Regions from separate parts of the Mus musculus genome. Here regions 1 and 2 are each linked to region 3. The links are chromatin loops, found by intact Hi-C in ENCODE. Cell type or tissue: heart. All regions are shown on one strand. Each heading gives the region's core, and the rest is flanking DNA. Links, peaks and the distances in the headings are about the cores only.

Region 1 (6,093 bases), core at 1,374-5,373, 130 kb before region 3:
TCCTGCCAGCCATACAGTACAGGCTGACAGCGTTAACTTAAATCTGAGATAAGTCAACTTAAAGGATGAAGTTTTATCTTGGCTCGCAGATTCAGAGGTTTCTGTCCATGACTGGCCCAACTGCTTTCAGGTTTATGATGAGGTAGTGGAGTGTATGCAAAGGAAGGGAGATGCGTGCTGGTAATGGTTACCCAACAATTCGAAAACCAGGTGGCATTGAGTGGGATGCTTGGGATTGGTAAAAATGAAGGTCTTATGACTTAATTTTTAGCCACAGTAACAAAAAAAACCCAAAAAACAAAACAAACCATCAACTGACATGGAAGGAAGTGAGGGTGGGTGAGGATTGCAGGCGTTGCATGGGTCCCTGGATGCAGCTGGTCTTTCTGCAGCTGGTCCTGGGGCCAAGCCGTCAAGGTACCAATGGTTCCCAGGGTTACTTGAGCCAAAACTCTGTCTTCAGACTTCCACTCTTTGTACCAGGTTTCTGTTCCTGGCACCTGATGGAGCCGTAATACAGAACTTTCCATTCTGGCCTGTTATTTCCTTTCAAATATTCTGTCCAGTCACGCCCGCTGCTCGCGCTTCCTCGGACTGAGTGTGCCTCTGTCTTTCCCACTACGTGTTTCCTTCTGGCTTCCTCTCTTTGGAATTTTCCTTTCCTCCCCTGACAGGTTTGTCCACTCTTACTCACTGAGAGCTTGCCCCGGGAGCTCTTCTGTGTGAAATCAGTCCCTAAGCCCCGAGCAAATTCTGGCACCAGGCTCACTCCACTGACCTGTCAGAGCCTTTGTGCGCGTGTCTTCGTCACCTAGTGTTCCAATGGCCTGCTTTCTTGTGTGTAACCCCCAGAAAACTGTGTGCTCCGTCTCTATTATGACTCCAGCTTTTGGCAAAGAGTTGTGTGAAGGAAAAAGAATGACTATTAACCAAATGAGTGAAAACCCATTTCCCCTCATGCCATCTACCTGAGTCACTACTTAGTCTCTAAAGGAGAAAGAGAAGGTGTGGGAGGAACTTGCCTTAGTCTCTTTGTTCACGGGTGATGATCCAGGAGAGAAAACCTTTGGGAAATGGGGCTGCTGCAAAGCCCAGGGGTGTTTAGAAGAGGTCCATTTTCTGCCCAAGTCCTGGGAGTGGCCCTGATGAACTGAGCCTGACTCTGTTTGGGAGTCTGTGCCCAGGACAGACAAACATTTGGACTTCCCAACAAGCTGGGATGCTTTTCATTCATTTTTTATACTCTCTTTCACATCTTTTTTCCTCTATCTTTCTTTCCCTCCTCCCTCTTTCCCTCACTCACTCGCTTTCTTGCTTCAACAGTCTCACGTAGTCCAGGCTGGCCTTGAACTTGGACTTCCCACTGCTGGGGGTTACAGGCATGCACCACTACCCACCAGACAGCAAACTAGAGTCTGACAGCTGCTCCTGTCAGTCGTGGCAGAAAGATTGTTGCCTGCGACACAGCCTACATTTTTCTCCTTTCTCCTACCTGCTCCAGCCTCTCTGGCAGTTGGACTGAGCCTGTGTGACCACTTCTGGCTAACAGTTCTGTGAGAAACTGAGGCGTTTAGTTGTTGATGAACAGCCTCCAGCCCTCTCTCTCTTGTTGGGGCAAACTGAATGTGGAGCTGAGCGTCTGGAGAATCTCTAAGTGTAAAAGAAAAGTTAACAACTGGGTGTGACAGCACGCAACTTTTATCCCAGCTTGTGGGAGGCAGAGGCAGGAGCATCTCTCTTAGATCAGGGCCAGACTGGTCCACACAGTGAGTTCCAGAACAGCCAGAAATTGCCATAGTGGGACACTTGTCTCAAAAAAAAAAAAGAATTTTTTAAGTAAGTAACTTAGCTTGGAGAAGGCAGGCCTTGACTCTCTGACAAACAGTTGATAAAAGCAACAGCAGCAGAGAGGGTTGATTTTGGCTCTCAGTTTGAGTGGACAGGCTGTCATGGAGGAGGAATCTTGGTCACAGGAGGTCCTGCTTACATTGTATCCATAGTCAGGAAGCAGAGAGAGAGAGCTGGTGTTCAGCTTCGTCCTCCTGTCGACTCAGTCCCAGAACCTCTGCCCATGGGACGGTGCCACTATTCACCTTCTTCATTTCAGCTACTGGGAAACCATTCTTACGGACACAAGCAGAGATGTGCCTTTGTGGTGATTCTAAATCCAACCAAATTGATAGCAAAGAGTAACCATCAAGGCAGGTTTCCACGGGTGGGGAAAATATGTCCTGCGTTAAAGCCATCGAGCTATTTAGAATATTTGTTAACACGACAGACAGAGCCTAGCCGAGTGTCATACAGACCCAGCAAGAGCTGGAGCTGGTGACGTGTTCACGGAAGTGTGTTTTAGCTATCTAGCATTAAACCTCTTTTCTTCTTAAGGAAAACTACCCTTCTGCCCTACACACACACACACACACACACACACACACACACACACACACACACACACAAAGTCCTGGTGTTGTCAATTCCAGCCGTCATATTTTTCTGTCCTTCTCTTTCTTGGGTTCTTGGCAGCATTTGTCACAATTGACGGCTGACCACTTCCTCTTGCAAACAAATTGTCTTGGCATCTATGACATCACACCTGCTTGATCATCTATGACATCATACCTTCTTAGGCCACTAGACCCTGTTCTTAGTTTTCATTACCGGACATTTCTTCCAATGGGCTTCGTTTGCTGTGTTGTTGTAATCTCAAAAGTTTAAAGAGTTGCGGATCTGGTTTTAAGTATTGGCCAGGAAAAAAAAATCAAACAACTTACTATGTTCACATATCTGTTCCTACATTGCACGATCCCCACCCCCATCTCCTTAAGGCATGCTAGACAAGTGAATCACTGTAAGCCTTCACTGCCATTCCTTATTAATAACAAGACACTGTTTTTATCTTTAAAGAAAGATGCATCAAGATGATTGTTTTAACCAATGAGATTCAAGCAAAACTGGGCAGAACTTCCTAAGCAGTCTTCTTAAAATAAGACATTTTTCTTCCCACCGTTTGGAATATGGCAGAATGAGGTGAGCTTAAGACAGAAGCTTGAACTGTCGATCTTCGGACATATTTTTCATGGAAAGAAAATTCTCTATCATAAGCCTCCCTCTCTCATTTCTCTAAGCCAAAATCTAATCCTGACCTGGCTTTGCTGCTGTTGAAGGTATTTGCTTTTCTCATCACCAAGCCTAAGGGTCTTTTGTTAGAGGAACTGGGGAAGGGGGACTGAAAGAAACCATTTCTAGAAGCGAAATTGTTGGGCCTCTTTCTACCAACAGTGACTAACCAGAGTACCTGAGAGATACAGCTTAGGAGTAAGTTCACTAGTTGACAGAAAACAGCAAATGCTAGAATGAAAACTCTGGACTCATTCTTGAAGATAGGGGAGCCTGCCTGTCTTATCTAGAAGTGCGGCTCACTTTGAGGATCTTCAATGAGTGACTATATTCCTTACCACTTAATGGCTAGCATCAACAGAAATGTTGGGCGGTGGATCGGCGGGAATCACTACCAGATCAACGCTCGTCTTCTTTTTACAGACGAAATGAAGGCATCCTCATTGAAAAGAAGACCCCTGACTCCTGGACAAGGAACGGAGGGTGGAGCCTGTGCAAAATATGGCTGCGCCGGACCACCTGACCGCAGAAGGCGGGGCTTCGCCGCAGCCTGCAGGCCCCGCCCTCCAGGCCCCGCCCAGCTCCTCTCGCGGGGCCGCGCGGGTTGTGAGGTGTCTGAGGCCGGCGCCTGCGCAGTTGCCCGCGGCGCGCGGGGCGGAGGCTTTATAACCACTTCGTAGCGGCTGGTCGGCTTCTGTCTCTGGGAGGACTGCCGAGGCGGTGGCGGCGGCGGCGGCGGCCGGGGCGCCGGCTGGGAGGGGGCGCTGAGGCGGGAGCTACGGCGGCGCTGGGCGCCCCTGGCTCCTCAGCCTCTGCGGGCCATGGGCTCCGAGAAGGACTCCGAGTCGCCGCGCTCCACCTCGCTCCATGCGGCCGCCCCCGACCCTAAGTGCCGCAGCGGCGGCCGGCGCCGGCGCCTCACCTTCCACAGCGTCTTCTCCGCCTCGGCCCGCGGCCGCCGCGCCCGGACCAAGCCTCAGGCCGAACCGCCGCCCCCGGCTGCGCCGCCGCCGCCGCCGCCGCCCGCTCCGGCCCCGGTTGAGGCTCAGGCCCCGCCGGTGGAAGCTCTGCCCTCCGAGCCCGCTGCCGAGGCTGAGGCGGAGGCCGTGGCTGCCGGGCCGGAGGAGGACGAGGCGGCGGAGGGCGGCGGCGCGGAGGAGGTGGAGTGCCCGCTGTGCCTGGTGCGCCTGCCGCCCGAGCGGGCCCCGCGCCTCCTCAGCTGCCCGCATCGCTCGTGCCGGGACTGCCTCCGCCACTACCTGCGCCTGGAGATCAGCGAGAGCCGCGTGCCCATCAGCTGCCCCGAGTGCAGCGAGCGGCTCAACCCACACGACATCCGTCTGCTGCTGGCCGACCCGCCGCTCATGCACAAGTACGAAGAGTTCATGCTGCGCCGGTACCTGGCCTCGGACCCCGACTGCCGCTGGTGTCCGGCCCCTGACTGCGGGTGAGCGCGGGGGCGTGGCCGCGGGGGTCGTCCCGGGTGCAACGGGTGTCACACACCTTGAGGGAGGAGAGGATGGTGCCCAGCAGGAGGTAGAGGACGGACGATCACGAGTAACCGACCCTCAGACCAGCCTTGCAACCGGTCTGATGGCACTCAGCACCCTATACCTACTTGCTTGAGGTGGCTTGAGGTGGTGGCTGAGTGCTAAGAGAAGGGAACTGTCCATTAAGTCAGAATATCCGGGTGAGCAGGGGTTTTTTTTGTTTTGTTTTGTTTTCTTTCTCTTTGCCCAGGAAGGGAGAGGTGTGTGTATGTGCGTGTTATCGTAATGATTGAGAAGGAATATTTGTTATAGGAGAGAGAATGAAAATGTCCTACTGAAGGGGCCGCGCTTCCGAGGGGTGTGTCCATATGGCTAGGGGCGCACTTAGCAGCAGCATTGCAGAAGGCGTGTTCTTCCACACAACCGCTGCTGAAAGTTGAGATGCAGATGATGAGAGAAGGCAGCTCACTAACAGCTCTAGGGGCACCCTGGGCACTGCGTGCTGTGCTAAGCCACTGGCAGGCACCTTGTGGTTCCTAACGTGCTGCCGAGGGCAAAGTCACAACAGACTTTTTGACCAGAAAAATCAATAGGGCTCAGAGGCGGTGTCTACCCAGAAGTTGATCTGGTGTGAGAAAATGTGTTTGCCTACCTTTTCAGTCTTGAAATCTGTATGACAGTCTTTTTAATGTTCCATGTATGCTTGATTTCAAAGGTCAGTGAGTTAAAATACTCTTTAGAGCAGGAATTACTGATTTCTCTGTCTGAAGCTTTCAGTGGAGGTCCTCCACCCCCTTTCTTTAAAACAAAACAAAACAAAAAACTTGGTTGTCTCTATCATTCCAATATATGAATGGTCAAATGCAGCCAAGAAGGGGCTCTTCAGTGTGATGGGGAGTCAGACTGCCATTACCTGTTCTGTGACCTTGGACAGATTAATTATATTCTTGTGTGTCATGTTTTGGGGGCAGAAGACTCTCGGGCACTTGCAGCGCCTAGTGTAAAGGTAATGCTAGTAAAAAGGTATGTGAACCCTTGCTTCAAAGGATTTAAAGGCTTTTAATTGTAGCCTGTGTATCAAGGCTGAGCTGAGATTCCAGGATGCTGCCATTTGTCTCCCCTTCAGAAGGAACTGTGTACTCAGAAGTGCCAGACTTGTTGGGAAGTGGGTGTGTTTAACCTCACTGAGTTTCTAAATTACTCGGAGATGTGGTCAAAGGTACCCAGATGGCTTTCACTTTCTGTTTATCGAATACCAGGAAGGGCCTCGTGGCCATCTGAAAAGGTCTGCTTGTGTCTGGTGGTCTTACTGGCTTTTGAGAGGTTAATTTATAGAATATTCAAGTTTTGCTGATACTCTTTTTAGTCTATTTTCTGAACCAAAGGGATAGTAGTTTAGGAAAGCACTACCTGATTAATTGCATAATAGTGTATTAACTCCTTATTTAGAAATGAGAGTTTATTTGAATTTTAACAATGAAATGTG
Region 2 (6,093 bases), core at 983-4,982, 200 kb before region 3:
TGTTACCTGGCACCAAACAGACAGACGTTAGCTCGACTGTATGCCCAGCCACAGGCTAGTCATGTGACCTCGGGCAAAGTACAGTACCCAGCCTCTCTGGTTTTTTCCACCTTAAAAAAATGCTAGTAATAATGTAGGTACTGTTGGCACAGGCGGCCTTGAGAACTGAATGAGAGAAGACATGCAAATTGTTTAGCCTACTGGTTGGCCCGCAGCACCCAGTAACAGCAGTTATCACTAAAATTTAATTGTTGGATAACTACACGAATATGAGGCTTCTCTTGAGATTTTTCTTATGGTCCTTACTAGCCTCAAAGCCTAGAATATTTTATAATAGAGCTGGGGATGTCATTCAATTGATAGAATGTTTGTGTAACATCCCTGAAACCCTAGGTTCGGTCCCCAGCAGTGCATGAAAACAGACCTGGCAGTTTAAGACAGGAGGATCAGGAGTTCAAGGTCACTCTCAGCTTATAGCCAGTTAAAGGCCAGCCTGGGATACTTGAGACTATCCCCCCTCACCCCCAAAAAAAAGTCAAAAATAAATGAATAGGGATTGGAGAGATGGCTCAGCAATTAAGAGCACTGACTGCTCTTCCGGAGGTCCTGAGTTCAAATCCCAGCCACCACATGGTGACTCACAACCATCTGTAATGAGATCAGTTGTCTTCTTCTGGCTTGCAGGCAGACGTGCAATAGAGCAGTCATGTACATAAAATAGATAAATAAATCTTTAAAAAAAATAAACAAGTCTTACATTTTGTAATACTTATATGTAACCTTAGTTACTTTCCATTCCGGGGTTAAGGGAGCCCATGACTGGTCAGAATGAGAACAGGGGTTCGTCGTCACCAGTGGGAGGGGATGATAACATGGGATTTGCCCACCCAGAAGGTTCTCCCAGACAAAATGTGCTCGCTCCTCTGAACCCTGTGCTTTCTGGGGTATTAGCTCATGACCCCCCCCCCCCACTGTTTTGTGTTGCTTGCTTGTTTTGCCGTCTTTGAGATAGGGTCTCATATAGACCAGGCTGGCTTTGAATTTGCTACATGGCCCAAAATGGCCTTGAATTTCCTCCTCAGCTTCCCAAATGCTAGAATCATAGGCCTGCATTACTGTACCTGGTTTCTGGTCTCTCTTGTCCCTGACCATGGATGTGTGTGCACATGTGAGTGCAGGTGTGTATGTGTATGCACATTGGTAGAAAGACCAGAGGTTGACTTCTGGTGTCTTCTGCTTATTTCTCTCTACCTTTTGTTTCTAGATTTATTTATTTTACCTTATATGTGTGAGTGTTTTGTCTGCATGTACATGTGTATGTGCACTGCACGTGTGCCTGGTGCCTTTGAGGGTAGGAAAGAACTGCATCAGATCTCCGGAACTGGAGTTACAAAGGGTTGTGACTTCCCATGTGGATGTCGAGAGCCAAACCAACACCCAGTGCTCTTAACCCCTGAATCATCTCTCCTGCCCCTCTACCTTCTCTTTTGAGACAAGACAAGGTTTCTGTAGCCGTGGGCTTTCCCACCTGTACCCCAGTTCCTGAATAACTACTCGGAGGCTTCTTTGTTTATGAATAATTGCCTAGGCCATAGCTTTAGCTTGTCCCCTGACTAGCCTGTCACTTACCCAACCCATTTAAACGCTTCTGAGTTCAGCCACATGGCTACTTTCTTCTCAGTCTCATGAGCCCAGAGTCTGGGCCAAGCATCTTCCACCTCTGACTATCACCCAGAGTTCCCATCTCTTTCCCGGAACTCCCATCTTCTACTTCCTGCCTTTTGTTAAAGGGCCATCTGCTTTTGATTGGCAGGTGATGCTTCCACACAGTACACATCGATTCTCTCTACAGGCCTTCCATTGTATCTGAAGCTCACTCATTAGGCTAGGCTTTCTGCTCAGTGAGCTCCAAGAGTCTGCCGATCTCTACCTCCTCAGGGCTGGGGTTGTAAACAGTTGCTGACGTTACCTGAGTGCCGGGCACCAGAACGCAGGCCCTCACACTTGAGTGCTAGACACCAGTGACTGAACTTTGCCCTGCCCCTTAGTTCACAGTGTTACTTGTAATCCTGTGACCATGTAATTATATAGTGATCAGCTCTTACTTCCGCTTCCGGTCTTAAAAAGGACACAATAAACCCCTGCTTCCTTCAAGGCCACTAAGAGAACCCAACCAGATCAAGCTGGCTCCCATGAAAATCCAGGATGAGCAAGAAGTATGAATGTTAGTTTCTCTTTTTTCATTTGAATTTATTTCTTATTTTCTGTGTGTGAACATATATGTACGCGCAGATATGTGTACCACAGCACACATGTGGAGCTCGGTGGACAACCTGTGGGAGTTGGTTCTCTTCTTTCTTTCATTGGGGGTGGGGTCTTGTTAATCAAACGCAGGTCCTCAGAGTTTGGTGGCAAGTGTCTATACTAGCTGAGCCATCTGGCTAGCTGGTTAACATCATTTACCACTAGGGTGTAGAAAATGGTTGCACTGTGCCTGTGGGGCAAGAATGGTTTCCTAATCACACTTGCACTTACAGTTGAGAAAGGCTCCTTTGGGACAGGATGAAACTTTGACACACCTAAAAGCTGGCGACATCATTGCCTTGTTCAAGACAGGCTCATCTCTCTGGATAAAAACTGTCTTTCTGCTGACTTAAAAGTCAGGAAGGTTGTCTGTGTTCATATATGCATATGTGTTTTATTTTTACAGTCCTGGGGATTGAGCCCAAAACTTCTGTCTCTGTACTATAGCCAGCCCCAGCTATCTTCATTTTCATTTTGGGACAAGGTCTCATTAAACTGCCCAGGCTGGCCTTGAATTCACCGTCGTGGCCTTGACAAGCTTTAAATGTGATCTTCCCAAATAGCCAAAGTTATGGTGCTGTTCAATGGGGGTGTTCTGGAGGGAGAGGGTGTCAGATTACAAACTTGTTGGAATTTACTTAACCAATCTTATTATTAGACATCAACATCTTTGTCAGGAACTCATTACATATTCCTTGTTTCTGCCTTTGAATTCTTGGAAGTGGAATTACTGGTCCAAAGGTTACGTTATTGCCAATTTGTTTCCTGGGAGTGATTTTACCCACTTACACTCTCACAGGCAATTTTACGGGGCTCAAACAGAGACTCTGGAGTTATTAACTGTCAAAGGCCAAACTAGAACTTCACCCGCTCCAGGCTTCCTTCTCGTTTTTCCCGCCCACTCCATACACCAGCCGAGAGCCGCACGCGCTCTGTTGCCCCAGCTCTTCCCAGGCTGGCCCGCCTCTTCCTCGTTCCCAATTCTGCCCAATCGGAAACAGAATTTTCTTAGTCTCGTCGTACGATTGGTAAATGAAAGTGCCCGTCAAGTTCGGGGGCGGGTAGAGAGGGTTGACGGATGCGGCGAGCGACCAGTGTGAGCCCGGAGTAGGATGTACGCTGGCCTGGAAGCGCTAGACCTGTGAGGTGTGCGGCTGGCTGTTGGAGTGAAGCTTTGGAAGACATGGCTCCCAACGTGTTGGCTTCCGAACCGGAGATTCCGAAGGGCATCCGGGCCGTGTTGCTGGGGCCGCCCGGGGCTGGCAAGGGGACGCAGGTGAGTGTCGGTTCCGTGTCGGGCGGTGGAGCCCGAGAAGCTACAAGGTCAGGGCGGTCGGAGAGCCGGAAGCTCCTTTCCCGCCCCGGAGCTGGGTGGTGAGCCCTGGCCTGCAGGGACCCTCGCGGGGTCTCCAGTTGTGGCGCGGTGTTTAGGGGAGGGTCCCAGTCGCAGTAAGGGGGAGGCTGGGTGGAGGTTCTTGGGGGAACCCAGGATCGTGTTAGGGCATCCAGGGACTGTTACTTGAAAATTGTGAAAGGCAGGGCGATCCCCCAGGCTGAAGCTCTGGATCACAGGCCCGAATGGGAGAAAGCTTTGTGACCAAGTCGCCCTCGGAGTTGAGAGCGTATTGCCCTGAGTCAGGGATAATTTCTAGGCATAAGGGGGTGAAACTTTTAATTTTTTTAATGGCTAATGATTAGGGGTACTAAGAAGTCTCCACGTGGGGCAGAGTGGTTACTGGTGTATGCCTATCGAGGCGTTCTGCCAAGAGTGAGGCATGAGCCGCGGGAGCCACCAGTGTTGTTGGGGGTGGGGGGATGGGAGAAAACCTTTCCAGCTGGCCAGAAAACTGGAGGTGAATGTATAGATTCGGTTCATAAGCCACGGGCATCATGGGGGGTTGTGAGTGGGGCAGGGAGTGCTCATGGAGCAGCATGAGATGGCTCTGATGGTTGTAATTGAGCAATTGAGGGCCGCTAACGTGCTAGATCAACAGGTAAGAAAACAGGTGTAGAGGTCCAGTGACTTTTCAAAGTTAGTGAAATCGGTTTCACAGAGGCCTCAAGGATTGCCTTCTGCCCCACTGCAGAGCCTCCCTTGCTTGGCATCTGGGCCATAGATCAGGGCTGGGATTTATGCTGGCACGTAGGGCTTGGAAGCTCATATGGTGGGCCGTTGGTGTCACTTTCTTGCCCAGCCTTTGGCCACAACCACCCACCCCTCAACTCTACCTCCCCATCAGACCCCAAGCTTTGATGATCACTATGCTCTAAAGAGGGAATTCTTTCAAGGTTGCGTTCCCAAGCAAATGAGTGCTGTCCTCCCTCTTCACAGCACTGCTGAGTTTATTGTTATGTTTTTAAAGATACCTCCCCTCTGTCTCCCTCCGTCTCCCTCCCTCCTTCTCTCTCTCTCTGTCACACATAAGGTGGGAGAGTGTGTGTGTGTGTGTGTGTGTGCGCAGGGACGTAGAGAAAGAGTGTGTGGGGACATGCGTGCCGTGATGCATACGTGGAGGTCAGAGTGCAACTTGCTGGAATCATTTTCTTTTTTCTACCATGTGGAGCCCAGGGATCGAACTCGGACCGTCAGACTTGACGGCAAGCTACTTTACCTGTGAACCCATGTCACCTGTGTACCTATGTCACCTGTGTACCCACGTCACCTGTTCTGTTTGCCAAGTTCTCAGTATTTTGGCAAGCAGATCAGCATCTCGGGCTGTACAGTCTACGTATATGTGTGTATATCTGTGCATGTAGAACGCTATGTATGTAACTTCTCAGTGTTTCTACCTAGAAAATGTAAAGCTTACAAAGACATTGGAAGATGATGGCTTTTATATTGAGAGCACCCACACATTCCTAGCTGGTGGCAGGGCGCGTGACAGCTGTGAACGCTGACCACTCAGTGGCATCTCTCTCTGCCCCCAGCTCAGGTGTAGTGCAGCAGCATGAAGCTGATTCATTCAGATCTGGGAGGACCATGTGCCGTGGGCTCATGGAAGGCAGTGCGAGAATCATGGAAGTTGGTCCAAGACGGCTTTGTGCAATGATTAGAAGTTTGGCTTGAAGGATGAATATGGATGCTCATGTCTGTCTGTAGTCCCAGTGACTTAGGCAGGAGGAGACTAAAGTCAAATTTGATGATAGCCCAGCTAAAGTTTAAAGGCTGGCCTGGCTACAGAGTGAGACCCTGTATCTGAGAACACAAAACTAAGAGCTGGGACTTCAGAAAATACAGGGCACTCGCTTAACCTCCGTCCGCTTCCCTTTCCTTATCAGGAGCCATAAAAACACCGGTAGTTGTAGCTTCGTAGTGCGGAACAAAAGTTCACACAAAGCCCACAGAGTGGTAGCCTAGAAGAACGCTCTGCCTGGACACACCCCACACACAAACTCTCCATTGTAAGTTTTAAATACACAGAAGAGGCTAGGCACAAGCTTAGCTACTGTGGGAGCCTCACAGGTTCAAGTCCTAGCTGGGCTAAGATTGAAATCAGCCTGAGCTGCAAATTAGCAGGGCTGAGAATCTGTTCGCTGGCAGTTCATTTACCCAGCTGTGTGAGCTCGAGTCGTCAGTACCACAGGGAGCACAAGAGTGGCATAATAGGCCCTGGTAATCCTCAGCTGATGGCGGCCATCGCTTTCCCATCCACACTCCCTACAGGTTATACTAAAGGAGCTCCAGGCTCCATAGCTGTTTTATAATATATTTTAGTATCTCTACAACAAAATCTTTTTAAAAATATATAAGTTCAATAGCCCCTAAAACTGTTAACAGATTTTAATAAT
Region 3 (5,982 bases), core at 1,983-5,982:
ACCCATTCTCTTTGCAACTTTAGTTCCTGAATTTCAAGATAATTTTTTCAAAAATTCTTTTTAATTGAAACAAGCCTGGCACAGCAGTATTCAGCACTCAGTAGCACTCAGGAGGCAAAGTCATGTGACTCTCTGAGAGTTCCAGGACAGCCTGGTCTACACAGAGAGTTCCAGGACAGCCTGGTCTACACAGAGAGTTCCAGGACAGCCAGGGCTATAGAGAGAAACCTTGTCTCAAACAAACAAACAAACAAAAAGCTTGTAAGTAACATAACTTAACTCCCATGGCCACCACTTAGCCCTCTCCCCCACCAACCCCACTGCTAATCTCTTATTCCAGCCTTCTCTCCTTTAATAAATTATTTTGAAATAAATCTCAGGTATCACACCGTTTTAATTATAAAATTCCTTATCCTAAAATATCCTGCTCAGGGGCTGGAGAAGTGGCGTAATGGTTAAAAGCACTGGCTGCTCTTCTGGGGGCCTAGGCACCATTCCCAGTACCCACATGGTGGTTCAATCTACTGTAACATGTTCAGACATACAAGCAGGCAAAACATCTACACACATAAAAAAGGAAAATAAATAATTTAAACTCCTGCTCAATTTTCCAATTATCTTGTCATATTTTTCAGGCTTGAGGAAAACAAACAAGCCATCACTTAAATAAGGCCCATAAAATGCAACAGGCTGATATATCTTCTAAAGATTTCCTACCTTTTCCCTACTGTAATTATCTGTTAAAAAAAAAGTTTCTATGATATATAGAAATCACAAAATTATAAAAAATATTTAAAAAATAAAAAACACCAAATTCAGGATAGCAATAACTTCTGGTAGTGGCAAGGAGAAATGAATAGCTTCGGTCTATCTGTAATGTTTTGGTATTGTAATGAGTCAAGGTCTCATGTAGCCCAGGCTATCCTGAAATTTGCTATATAGCCAAGGATGTCCTGACTCTCCCTCCTTGTTAGCCTCACAAGTCCTAGAACTACAGGTAGTATACCTGGATTTTTTTTTTAAATCAGTAGAGGTAGACTATAAACCTGGAAAGTAAGTATAATGGTAATTATTATTATTATGCTACCTTGCTTAATTTTCTGTTTGAAATATCTAATAAAACAACACTCTTAGAAAATGGCTAGCTGTCTCAGTGAGGAAAGGACCACAAGCCTGGACATCTGAATTTACTCTCTAGTACCCATATAAAGATAGAAAGAGCCGGGCATGGTGGTACACGCCTTTAGTCCCAGCACTTGGGAGGCAGAGGTAGGCGGATATCTGAGTTCAAGGCCAGCCTGGTCTACAAAGAGAGTTCCAGGACAGTTAGGGCTATGCAGAGAAACCCTGTCTCAAAAAACCAAAAAGAAAAACAAAAAAAAGATAGAAGGAAAGAATTGACTCATCTCAGACCTCCACTTCCACACGATACACATGCACAAAAGCTTGCACACCATACACACAGATACACAAATTGTTTTAAAAAAAAAAAAAAAGTTTGGATTTTGAGTAGTCTCACTATGTCTCCCTGATTGGCTTGGTACTCACTATGTAGACCAGGCTGGCCTAGGTGGATGTGATGACATACACATTTAATCCTATCAGTCAACTGGCAGAGACAGGTGGATCTCTGTGAGTTCAATGCCTGCCTGGCCTACACTGTCAGTTCCCGGCCAGTCTGGGCAACACAGTGAGACCCTGTCTCAAAAAGCAAACCACAACAAAAATGAAGTTATAAAGCCAGTGAGAAAGATGTACCAAACACACCTATAAAGTAGGTGTAATGAAAATTCTCCACCTATAAAACAGGAAACCTCACAGTCCATTAGTCTCATGAGGTTATTATAAATACTAAGAAAGACATGAACATAAGGCACTTAGTCCACCAGCTATGGTTATTTCATCCCACCACCTACATCCATCTCACCGGAAGAGCCTTAAGCACAAGAATGATAGGAAAAAAGGCTAAACTGGCAAGAATCTTCCCCAGACTCGATTTAGGAATTATTTAGTATGATCTACTTAGTGAAGCACTTAACCATATTGTCAGTAAACTAATTTAGGACTAGACTGGATGGGTAACTGAAATATCAGGTAAATTCTTTAAATTAATGGCCCATGAAGTAGCTTGTATTAGAGGCACTGGGCTAAAATTCAATGACCTCGGCAATTCATTTAAGTCTCTGAACTTCAATATAAATGAGAACACTCATCTGAAAAAGGCAGACACACTGGCGCTCACTTGTCTGTATTTCCAGAATGTTGGTGGGGGAGGCAAGAGGATGAGGCGTTCAAGGCTACCTGAGGCTTCATCTCAAGTTCCAAACCATAGGGGCTACACAGGACAAAGGTGGGAGGGAAAAGGAGGGGTTTGACATAAAGTCAACTTGAATTTTCAAGGGAGGGAAGCCTTCAATATGGCAAGGCATGGAGACATTTGCCTTTCATCCCAGCACCTAGAGGAGACAGAGTTGGGTGCATCTCAGCATTCTAGGCCAGCCTGGTCTACACTGCAAGTTCCTGGCTAGTGGTACACAGTAAGACCCTGTCTCAAAAAAAAAAAAAAAATCATAATCCACAGAATAATATTATGTTAATAATAAACATCGTGAACCTCTTAAGTGTCACAATCCCCCCTCTCGAATGCTACATCACCTGCCATTCTTGGCACTTGCCTGGTAAATCTTTCAAACATGGACGCTTATTTTTCAGGGAGGAATATTTTCCTATTTCTAAATTCTCTTAATTCTGCTCCACATCTCTGTGTGACCCTATTCTGTCCTTCTACTTCCCTCACCTGTCCACCCCCGTCTTCACACTTTAGTGTACCACCCCCTCTCTGTTCTCTAACCTCCTGGTTGCAACCTCAGAAACTGGTTCCCCCATCTATTTTTATCTTACCTCAAAAAACCTATTGCCTATTGGCTTCGTGCACAAAGCCTCATTCTATTCAGGACAGTAAAACGCCAATGCCAAATGTATACTACACATCCTACCTAGTTCAGGACTCTAAAACCAAAACCACTACCCAACTGGGTCTGATATGCAGGACCAAAAGCAAGGATTTTGCAAAAGGGGGTGGAGGGGTACTCCTCATTGGCCTTTGATTTCCAACCTCTCCTAAACAAAATACACTACCCGTGAAGCAGACAGCATCCACCAAAAAAGGGTGTATCATCAAAATGAGCCCCTCCCAAAATTTTTTTTTTTAACAAAGGGAACTGACTATCTGAAAGAATTTGCAACTCCCTCTGGGCTAACTGCAAACAAGGTAAAATGGAAAGATAACCGGTCTGGAAATCTCTGCTTTAGGTAACAATTCCCCCAGACTAGGGAGCCAAGAATTCCCACACAGGCCCAGGCAGCAGATTTTTCTAAACTGAAGCAACAGGTTTCTTTTACAAGAATAGTCTATTAAAGCCTGGGGCTCTTAACAACCACGGGGGGGTGGGGGGGGGAGGACAAAAAACAAAAAATGAGGGCAGCCGGTGAACTCCGTCCTCATTTGGTGGCCCTCTGAAGAAGGGCTCACCTTAGGTGTCTGCAGCATTCCCTGCGGCCCTGGATGAAACCCAGCAACGGTGGCCCAGGGATACCTTGCGAGGATGCCCGCGGGCCTCCCCGTCGGGAACACTACCCGCCCGCCCGCCGCGCCCAGGGCCTCTGCACTTCCCTCCTCCTCCCACTCGGGAGAGCGAGTCCTCGCCTCCCCGCGGATAGCGGGAGGAGCGCGTGTTCCCTCCGCGCCCCTCCCCCCAGGGGCGACCCAGGTCCCCCCGCGGGCTCCGCCAGGGCACCCGACCTCAGGGGACAGACGCTGACTGCCACATCTCGGCAGGCTGCGGCCCGCGGTCGCCCGGAGTGGGTCGCCCTCTCCCGCCACGACGCCCCGCGGGAAGCCCGCCATCCCCGCTCTCCCTAGCAACAGCCTCCCGCGGGGAAGGCAGGCACCGGGAGAGGAAGACCCCCCCCCCCGCCCCCACTGGCAGGGCCGGCGGCCCGAGGACCTGACAGCTCCCTTTTCCTCAGCGGGATGAGGGGCGTCACTCGCCCACGGATGTGGAGGTGGGGGGCAGGGACAACCTCCCCGCCCGCCATCACCTCTGGCGCGAGAAGCAGCCCTTCCCTCAGCGAGACGAGCTTCCCTACTCCTCACGGGGGCAAGACGAAGAACGCGGCCCTGTGGAGAAGCAACAGGCGGCCCGCCCCCTCCCCCCCGACCCCTCGCCTAGACGACGGGCGCCGACCCTTACGTCCCGCCCGCTCTTCACCTCCGGAAGCCGGGCCAAAAGCCTGGGCGAGCGGCAGCACCTCACTCCGCCCCCTGCGCCATTTTATCGCCCCCTTCACGACCTCCCCCACCCCGAGGCAGCGGGGCCAACACCAGGGGGAGGGCAAGCAAGCAGTGATTGGCAGGAAACCGCCCCGCCCCTGAGAGGGTGCGTCATGGGCGGCCTTCCTAACCCCGCCCCCCAGCTCCACCTACACTGTTTTGGTTTTTTTTTTTTTGGATGGTTCCGCCCCTTCCTGTTTCATCGATTCTTTCGACTCTCTGCTGCTCCTGACTCGGGGATGCTCGGGGAGAGGAGGGGACAGACAGAATCTAGGCCTAGCAAGCGGAGCGACGAGCTCAGCTGATGCAACCCGACGGGACTAGCGTGACAGTTCCCGGCACGCGGAGACGACGGCGAACGAGGAAAGGGCGCGGGTGCCGGCTGAGCGCGGGAAACAGAGACAGCGGAGCCATGGGTGATGCTCCAAGCCCTGAGGAGAAGCTGCATCTTATCACCCGGAACCTGCAGGTCAGGCCTTGGTGGGGGGTTGGGATGCGCCGTTGGGTACCGAGAATTTGAAGTCCCATGATTCCCGATGCCAATCCCTAAACGAGTGGGGCCGCGGTCTCCGCGCCTGGGCGGCTCTACGGCCCTCTCTGCTAGTTGATCAGTCAAGCAGCCATTCTCAGGGTGCAAGAGAAACTCCAGTGGGCTCACCCTTTGTGTGCACGTAGCTTGTGCTCCAGCCATTCCTGGGGCTGGGAACCTCATTCCACCCATCCTATTCCATGCCGGGAGCACTGCTAGGCTCTAGGGAGTCAGGGCCATGTCTTTCCAGGACTCTGGCGGAGAGAACCGGAAATTTAAAAGGACCTATAACCCAAATAAAACACGTACTGAAAGTTCCTATGACTGAAGTTCTGAAAAGAAATAAGGGGCGAGCTGGCCGAAGAGATGGCTCTGAAATGGAAAGAAAGTACTGCTCTTACAGAAGACCCGTTTTCAGTTCCCAGCACCCATGTCAGGTTATTCGGTACGGCCTGTATCAGGGGATCTGACGTCCTCTTCTGGCGTGTGTGTGTGTGTGTGTGTGTGTGTGTGTGTTGTGTACACGCGGGCGCTGAGAACTGCATTTCAGACAGGGAAGACCCAAGGGGAAGCAAGAATATTGTAGAACAGGGAGAAGGCTAGGCTCAGCTCCGTGGTAAAGCATGAGTAAGGCCCTGGACTCAGCCTTCAGTGCCCTCACACACCCTTTGTCCAAGGACACTGATTTAAATGGAATAAAGCAAGCACAGTACTGCTCGGCCACCACAACTCCCTGCCAACAGAACCGTTTCCATCCCTGCCTGCCCGTGCCTCTGATGTTCCTCCACAGAACCTATTGCTGTCCTTTGACATGTTCTCTAAGGAGAGACAGGTAGGAGCCAAGTCATGAGGGGCTTGTAAACTTTGTTTTACAAGCCAGATAAAGACTGGACTAGAATTACGCTAAGGGCGGTTGCACCACCAAGCTATTTTTTTTTTTAAATTTACCTATCCTGGGTGTGGTGGTACATGCTACCTGTAATCTTAATACCTGAGAGTCAGAGACAGGGGGGTGGCTGCAATTTGGAGGCCAGCCTTGTTTACATAATGAGTTCCTGGCTAGGTAGAGCTCTATACAGAGACCCTGTCACTAAGAACATTCATTCACCTCTTCGAAGGG

Evidence for each region. Peaks named below come from ENCODE experiments on the same cell type or tissue, not always from the same donor. Only the 100,000 strongest peaks of a DNase experiment are listed, where the experiment ranks them.
Region 1: a loop joins it to region 3, with 2.8 times the contacts of the local background. A loop is called at or near these places in 1 of 42 quality-filtered maps.
Region 2: it touches region 3 in a loop (3-fold over the local background); 1 of 42 quality-filtered maps calls a loop at or near these places.

The regions. Positions count from the first base shown.
Region 1 is chr4:129,054,333-129,060,425 of GRCm38, forward strand. Rnf19b (ring finger protein 19B) reads left to right here and starts at 3,812. Exons shown (of 9, transcript NM_029219.2): 1 at 3,812-4,564. The coding sequence starts at 3,939. It overlaps 1700086P04Rik (a long non-coding RNA gene), which reads right to left and starts at 3,821. Exons shown (of 2, transcript XR_868180.3): 1 at 3,456-3,821. In heart, for the core only: no CTCF peak of the experiment used is centred there; DNase peaks (open chromatin) are centred at 3,759, 4,449 and 5,049; H3K4me3 peaks cover 2,299 bases; H3K27ac peaks cover 1,867 bases.
Region 2 is chr4:128,989,857-128,995,949 of GRCm38, forward strand. Ak2 (adenylate kinase 2) reads left to right here and starts at 3,368. Exons shown (of 7, transcript NM_016895.4): 1 at 3,368-3,580. The coding sequence starts at 3,488. In heart, for the core only: no CTCF peak of the experiment used is centred there; a DNase peak (open chromatin) is centred at 3,285; H3K4me3 peaks cover 1,995 bases; H3K27ac peaks cover 1,867 bases.
Region 3 is chr4:129,185,271-129,191,252 of GRCm38, forward strand. It overlaps S100pbp (S100P binding protein), which reads right to left and starts at 4,309. Exons shown (of 7, transcript NM_001379590.1): 1 at 4,272-4,309. Yars (tyrosyl-tRNA synthetase) reads left to right here and starts at 4,633. Exons shown (of 13, transcript NM_134151.5): 1 at 4,633-4,802. The coding sequence starts at 4,746. In heart, for the core only: no CTCF peak of the experiment used is centred there; a DNase peak (open chromatin) is centred at 4,471; H3K4me3 peaks cover 3,228 bases; H3K27ac peaks cover 2,800 bases.